Regions from separate parts of the Homo sapiens genome. Here region 2 is linked to region 1. A link is an interaction called in ENCODE POLR2A ChIA-PET data of the cell type or tissue named here. Cell type or tissue: Caco-2. All regions are shown on one strand.

What was found. Peaks named below come from ENCODE experiments on the same cell type or tissue, not always from the same donor. Only the 100,000 strongest peaks of a DNase experiment are listed, where the experiment ranks them.
Region 2: POLR2A ChIA-PET joins it to region 1 with 5 read pairs; 2 of 35 experiments call an interaction of 5 or more read pairs at or near these places.

What each region holds. Positions count from the first base shown.
Region 1 is chr14:87,520,772-87,524,771 of GRCh38, reverse strand. All of the region lies in intron 3 of LINC02296 (long intergenic non-protein coding RNA 2296), which reads left to right. Among named protein-coding and RNA genes, the nearest start is that of LINC02296, 91 kb to the left of the region's middle. In Caco-2, no CTCF peak of the experiment used is centred here; a DNase peak (open chromatin) is centred at 2,001.
Region 2 is chr14:87,187,473-87,191,472 of GRCh38, reverse strand. No RefSeq gene overlaps it. Among named protein-coding and RNA genes, the nearest start is that of LINC01148, 280 kb to the right of the region's middle. In Caco-2, no CTCF peak of the experiment used is centred here; no DNase peak of the experiment used is centred here.

The sequences.
Region 1 (4,000 bases):
ATACGTGTGCTATGGTGGTTTGCTGCACCTATCAACCCATCACCTAGGTATTAAGCCCTGCATGCATTAGCTATTTATCCTGATGCTTTCCCTCCTCCTGCCCCCTCGACAGGCCCCTGTGTGTGTTGTTTCCCTCCTTGTCTCCAAGTGTTCTCATTGTTCAGCTGATCTGGAGCTTTTTTCAGTGATGCACCTCAACATCTCCCAGGACCTAGTGGTCTGCACTGAGCCAGCTTGAAGCTTGATGGTCATCATCTTCCTCTAGAATAATCATAAAAGGGTAAAAAGTAGGAGGAGAATCTCCCCTTTCTCATCACATCTCTGTGACCAGGATTCCTCCCTGCCCCCTTTATTCAACATTCTTAATTCATTAAGGATCATAACTCAGATTTTCATCTGACTCTGCCACTTAAAAGTTAGGTGACCTTGGGTAAGTTATTTATCCTTTCTGAGCCTAAGTTTTCTCATCTATGAAAATGAAGATAAACATACTCATCTTCTAGATAGTCTGTGGGTCTTAGAATCCAAGTAAGACGAAGAATGTGAAAGCATTTTGGTTGTGAGGAACAATGCAGATGTATAAGAACTACTCATTGCGGTTGAACCTTGTGTCTATTTATATTCTTATCAGGTGCTTCCTTGTGAAACTAATACTATTTAAAAAAATCACTTCTACGATGTAAAGGATATTTCCATTTAGTTGTCCTAAAACTCTTCTCAAATTCCGAGCAGTTCCTCTGAGGATTATAAAGCTGGAGTCCATGATTTCAGCCTGCAGCAGAGCCCACGTCTCCTCCCAGCATTGTGCTGTTTGGTACCTGGGGGATCCTGGATGTGTCTCAGACTCACTCACTCACTTGCATTAGGGAGCTCCCAGGGCATGCTTTGTTTTGTTTCTCTTCCAGACCCAAGGCTAGTCTCTTTTCATCCCAGCCTCCATCTTATCCTGGGATGTAGGGCTGTTGGTAATAGTAGATTTACTAGCCACACATTGGTTAATGACATCTCCTCCAAGATTTACTATTAATCACACATTGGATGCAAACACTTCATCCTCCCCTTTTCTTATAAGGAAACAAGAAATTGACACAAATATTTTAAAAGGAAAAAAACTTAGCAAACAATGCCAAAAAGAAGATGTAAACAGTGATATCGATTGAGGCGTTAAGCGTATTTATTATTCAAATTACTCACTCTGAGTGCACTAAATGGTTACGATGTTAAGCACTGTGCTAAGTAAAGATACAGAATGGACTAGAAATGGATTATTTCTCTTAGGTGGCATTCTGTGTTCCTGACTGCCTTACCCTAGACATACTTAAGTTCTAGCAACCTTATAAGTACTGCTACTGGCATCAATAAAGGCGATCAGAATATGCCACCCCAAATATGCCACTCTGGTATATGGATTATTGTGAGATGAAGGCAATTTACAATAAATAGATATAAGAAAAACTCTCTGCCCTGCCCCTACTTGCCTAAAATCAGGAAATAAATTTGTAAATGTGTTGCTTCTCTACCAAGAAAGAAAGAAGTTAGTCACTGGGGACAATTGTACAACCTCATCAGCCCAGAGATGGCACCAGAGGAATCTACAGAACAAACTTGACTAACTAGCTTTATTTTCTATTCATTCTTCCATGTACTTACCTTCCTATTATTTGTTGCTCTAAAAACTCAGTTTTCTTCCTTTGTGTTGTCACTTCTCTAAATATTTATTTTCTTTTGTTAAGGTGATATATAACCACCAGTTCTAACCACCACTTCTAGTTTCTTATCTCTGAGTGTTTTCATGTGTAAGTGCAATGCACTTGTTATTAATAATAAACTTCTGTTTGTTTTTCTCTTGCTAATCTGTCTGATATGTTTGGATGTGTGTTCCTTCTAAATCTCAGGTTGAAATGTGATCCCTAAGGTTGGGGGTGGGGCCTGGTGGGAGGTGTTTGTGTCACGTGGGCAAATCCTTCATGCATGGGCTTGTGCCCTCCCTGAGGTAATGAGTTGAGCTCTCACTCTGTCAGTTCATGTGAGAGCTGGTTGTTAAAAAGAGCCTGACATCTCTCTTGCTCCCTCTATTGCCCTGTGACACACCTGCTCCCACTTCACCTTCTGCCATGAGTAAAATCCTTCTGGGCCTCACCAGAAACCACAGCTCTGCTTGCACAGCCTGCAGAACTGTGATCCAAAGAAACCTCTTTCCTTTATCAGTTACCCAGCCTCAGGTATTTCCTTGATAGCGGTGCAGACTAACACATTGTCTTTTGTCAATCTAATTTGCAGGGCCCTAGCCAATGAAACAAAGATGAGTGAAAGGAAAATATATATATATTTTTTCTCCCCCGCACTGTTTAGAGAGCTGTGGGGAACATTCTATACCTGAATGAGGTTTTCACTAGATGGTATCCATGGTTTCCAACGTGGAGGTCTTCAAGAGCAGTCTTTATTTAATATATCTCCAAAATTCTTAGGCCAACAATGCAAATATGTATTGCATGGTCATAAAGGGTATGTTTAAATATATTCTATATTTTTATAGACAAAACGTTTAAAAATTATGAGATCTATGTGGAACATTTTAATCATAAAGAGTTCTAGGTGGTTAAAAAGAAGCTACTGTTTCAAGTTCTCAGTGCTAAAACTACATGGATGTTTCTGAAAATTAAGAATAGAAGACTTCTGAATATTTTTAAAGAGCTTAAAATTTAATTCTGGGCTACAGTTTTCCTACCTTAAAGAAATTAAAAATTTTCACAGGAATGCCTAAATGATATTAAGGATTCTTAATCAGCTTGATCTTCATAGACTTGCGTATCTCTTGAGCCAAAACTTTCACCCACCCCAATAACATCTGAAGCTCCCTAAACACCCCCAGCTGTTCCTTGCTTCCGTACACATGTATATGCTGTCTTCTCTGCCTGAAATACCCTCTCAATCTGACTCAAACTCTTAATTTTTCTTAGAATTGCAGCTCAGACTTTACTTCTACTTTTTGTGAAGCAAATTAATCAGGGAGACTTTTGATGTTTTGTTGATATGGCTGCTTACCATAATACAGTGTGAATTTTGCAGGGCAGAATCTCCAGCCCCCAGAGCAATGCCTGGCCAAGAGTAGGTGCCCCAAAGTGTTTATTGAATTAAGCTGTAATAAATCATCCAGTGCCCTTGTAGAGATTTTAAAATAGAAGGAAAGGAGCAAATATTGATTTTTAGTCCCGAGGTTAGTCATATCTTTAATGTCTGTTATTTCTGTTATACAAAGAAAATGTCAAAACAAAGAATAATCACATTGTGATGACTAAATTGTGGGGGAATCATATTGTACTTGGGGGATTTAGAAGTTAGGAACAAAGTGGGTTGTGTAGTGATGGGGAAACGACTTCAAGCATTTTTTCTTTATGTCTCTCAAGGTAATGGTGAAAGACTCCCTCAGTAAGACACTTAAAATGACATGAAGAGTTGAGAAGATTCTCAAAATTGGATGTGCATCTAAATCACCTGGGGTGATCTTGTCAAAGTGCATATTTTAGTAGGTCTGGGGTGGGGCTTGAAAATTTGCATTTCTAACATGCTCCCAGGTGATGTCTATCCTGCTGAATCAAGGAGCATTCTAAAGATAATAAAAATCCTGCATGGATTAAAGCATTGGCTCAACTCAATAGCAAAGCTATACTAATTTTACTCCCAACTAGTCACTGAGTTCTATATGTAGCAATCACACACGTTTAATCTTAGGCTTTTTGCCTTTCTACTTTGTGATTCAGATATCACCATTAATTTTTCCCCTCTATAAGTGATCTTGTACAGGATTAAATATAAATTGGTTGCTAGGAGCAACAGTAAATGAGACTGTACAGTGGGAATAGCTAGAGTATTTAGCTGTTAGGTAGTCAACTGAGAGGAATAGAAAGGTGAATTATTAGCTAGCTTTATTCCTATTTATCATATGACTTTTAAGAATAACAGGATATCAATTAAGTGCTAGATATCATCTTCCTTCACA
Region 2 (4,000 bases), 330 kb after region 1:
ACATCAAGTAGAAGTTTAAATCCCAGCTCAGCCTCATATTTGCTGTATGAATTTTCCCTTGGTGTTCATGACAGGATGACTTGATCTCTACAGGCCACATGTGATGGTTAATTTTATCTGCTTGGCTAGGCCATGGCACCCAGATATCTAGTCAAACACTGTTCTGGATGTTCCTGTGAAGGTGATTTTGAGGTGGGATTAATATTCCAAATGATGGAGTTTGAGTAAAGCAGATTATCTCTATAATATAGATGAGCTTCATTTCATCAATTGAAGACCTTAAGAGAAAGGATTGCCCTTCTCAAAGAAGAGCGAATTCTTTCTTCAAACTTGAGTGCAACTCTCCCTCCACCCCCTCTTACCTTCTTTCTTATTTGTTTTGTTTCTCTGGAGAACTCTGGCTAATACACTACAGTTTCTTCTTGGTGAAATGGGAATAATATTTGCACCTAATTTCTAGGTTTATGATGACATTGAAGGAAACTAGCTTAGCACTTGACACAAAATAAGTGCCTAATAAATGCCAATTACTCTTCTAATCATGATTTACCTGCTCCTTTCATAACTCACTGTCTTGAATATTGATTTTGCTCCATTCTCAATGGAGCCATGGTTGCCATTCTCAATGACTTCATCTGGAAAACTTCTAGGATTCAGTCTAAATCCTACCTCTCCTGTGAAGCCAGCCTGAATGTCCCTCAGGCAGTTATCTATATATATAGTCCAAGGCTACAGCTTATTAAACGATTATTTATTTATTTAAATATAGCCTTCAAGAAGAGGTTTCAAATGTCTCCCAGTCTTTAAGATCACAGACTTTAATCTCAAACCTTGATGATGTTTGATTCTCAATAAGTATTCACTGAAGGAATATTATGAGATGTCTATACTAATTGTATTAGGAAAGGGAACCTTTTGTCAAACCCCTGTTTCTGTGTGGTAGGTAGGTAGATTCATTGATTCATGAAATATTTTTCAAGTGCCTGCTGTGGGCAAGGAGAGTGTCATTTTTTTTAGCTTCAGTTCTCAGGAGGCATATGACTTATTGACGGAAGTTGTATGGATACACAAGTAAGTGAGCCTCAGAGTAAAATCTTCCATTTGGAAGGCGTGAGAAAATGATATCAAAATCCGGAGGGGGAAGTGATTCTTTCTGCCTGGGTGAATCGAGAACAAGCTCTCATAGGAAATAACAACGTAAGTTTAGCCTTAAAGAAAAGGCAAGAATTGAACCGATGTAAGCGTAGAGAATAGCCCTTTCAGGTACAAAAAACAGAAGTAGGTGTGTGGCAGCTCACGCCTATAATTCCAGCACTTTGGGAAGCTGAGTGGGAGGACGGCAGCCTTGGCAACAGAGTGAGACCCCATCTTTACAAAAAATAGAAAAATTAACCCGACGTGGTGGCATGCACCTGTAGTCCCAGCTACTTGAAAAGCTGAGATGGGAAGATCACTTGAGTCCAGGCATTTGAGGTTGCAGTGAGCTACGACTGCAACACTGCACTTCAGCTTGGGCAGAAGAGTGAGACCCTGTCTGTATTAGTCAGGGTTCTCTAGAGGGACAGGACTAATAGGATAGATGTATATATGAAAGGGAGTTTATTAAGGAGTATTGACTCACAAGATCACAAGGTGAAGTCCCACAATAGACCATGTGCAAGCTGAGGAGCAAGAAAGCCAACCCAAGTCCAAAAACCTCAAAAGTAGGGAAACTGACAGTGCAGCCTTCAGTCTGTGGCCAAAGGCCCAAGAGCTGCTGGCAAACCACTTGTGTAGGTCCGAGAGTCCAAAAGCTGAAGAACTTGGAGTCTGATATTCAAGGACAGGAAGCATCCAGCACAGGAGAAAGATGGAGGCCAGAAGACTCAGCCAGTCTATTCCTTCCACATTCTTCTGTCTGCTTTTATCCTAGCCGGGCTGGCAGCTAATTAGATGGTGTCCACCGAGATTGAGGGTGGGTCTGCCTCTCCCAGTCCACTGACTCAAATGTTAATCTCCTTTGGCAACACCCTCACAGACAAATCCAGGAATAATACTTTGCATCCTTCAATCCAATCAAGTTGACACTCAATATTAACCATTACACTGTGTCTTAAAAAAGAGAAAAGAAAGAACGAACGAACGAAAGAAAGAAAGAAAGAAAAGAAAAGAGAGAGAGAAAGAGAGAGAGAGAAAGAGAGAAAGGAAAGAAAGAAAGAAAAAGAAAGAAAGAAAAAGAAAAGAAAGAAAAGAAAGAGAGAAACATAGGTCACATACACAGCCTAGGTGTGCAGAATAATAAGCAGGCTGCATTGGCTGTAGGTCAAGGTTGAGGATGGAAGCAGAAGGAGAATTTGGATGGAAAAGCTGAGGACCGCTTTATCAGAGCTGTAAATACTTGAATCTAAGCCCAAGGAGTTGACACTTCATTCAGTGGGCAGAGAAGACTCACTGAAGTTGTTTCAGCAGATTTCCAAAGTGGTTGATAAGTGTTTCATAGATGTTGGATACTCATACTTTTTTTTTTTTTTTGAGATGGAGTCTCACTCTGTCACCCAGGCTGGAGTGCAATGTCACAATCTCAGCTCACTGCAACCTCTGCCACCTGGATTCAAGTGATCCCTCCTGCCTGAGCTTCCTGAGTAGTGGGAATTACAGGTGCGTGCCACCACACCCGACTAATTTTTTGTATTTTTAGTAAGGACCGGGTTTCACCATGTTGGTCAGGCTGGTCTCAAACTCCTGACCTCGTGATCTGCCTGCCTTGGCCTCCTAAAGGGCTGGGATTACAGGCATGAGCCACTGCACCCGGATGGATACTCATACTTTTAATAGGAACCTTGTCATCTTGGAAGATGTGAGTAAAGAAGTTGCTATGAATTGGGAAACAATGGCTGTGGGTTTGACTGAAAAGAAGAGTTTGAAGTAGATAGCTGTTTTGTCACATCACGAATGACATGCAAAAGAAACAGAAAAAACACATTTTGTCCAAGGCTGCCAAACCACCGTTTTGGCCTCAGGAACAGTATTTAACACACGGAGCACTTACTATGAGAGAGGCACTGTTCAAGGACTATATAGGTGTCAACTCTTTTGTTCCTAAGAAATAAAGATCTTATTATCCCCCTTTTTACAGATGAAGAAATGGAGACAACAGAGAAGTTAAGTAAGTTACCCAAGGTTAGACAGCAGGAAAATGACAGAACTTCTTCATGGTACCGCTTTGCACTCCGCCAGGCAAGACACTGACTAGTATGCAGCTAGGGCTCTTCTCTTTAAACACTGCTGCTTTGAAATAGGAGGGATTAGATGGGATGAAACACACATCATTTTTCCTTTCTTTTTTTTTTAATACCTCTGGGTTGAAAACACCTTTTTTTTTCTCCTCTAAGTAGCACACTTCAGAAGTATGTTGGAAGCTACAGAGACAAGTTAAACTCTACATGAGCAATTTTTCCACCAAGGGAAAAGTGCCTGCCTGCCATTCTTTACAATCCTCCGGGAAGCCATCCTGAACAGGTAAATGACTCCACAGCGCAAAGGAGCTGAACAATTCTTTCCGTGCATGTCTCATTTTGGAATACAGAAGAGAATTCAATATGTCTTGCCAGGTTATTACAAAAGGAACCTGCTATTGCCTAGCTCATTATATGGCATCTGATACCAGATTTTAAACACAGTGAAACAAAATAACGTATATCTTTATTTTTCCTGACACAGAACCTTTTCTTGCTTTATACTGTGACGTGAGGCTGTAGTCATCTGATACTGAGAGCCTACCCTATCATGTATGGCTGGCTTGGACCCAGAGAAAATCAAGTGCTAAATTTGTATAATTTGGAATATGGGATAGGTAGTTTTACAACAAAGGAAGTTTGATTTTTGTTTTTGTTTTCTTAAGGAAGCCATATTCTCCCCCATTATTCAGTATAAAATTAATTTTCTATTTTCAGTAGTTTCTCTTGAGGAGGATGCCTCTTAGTTCATGCATGTTGCACACAAACAAAACATAATGATGTCA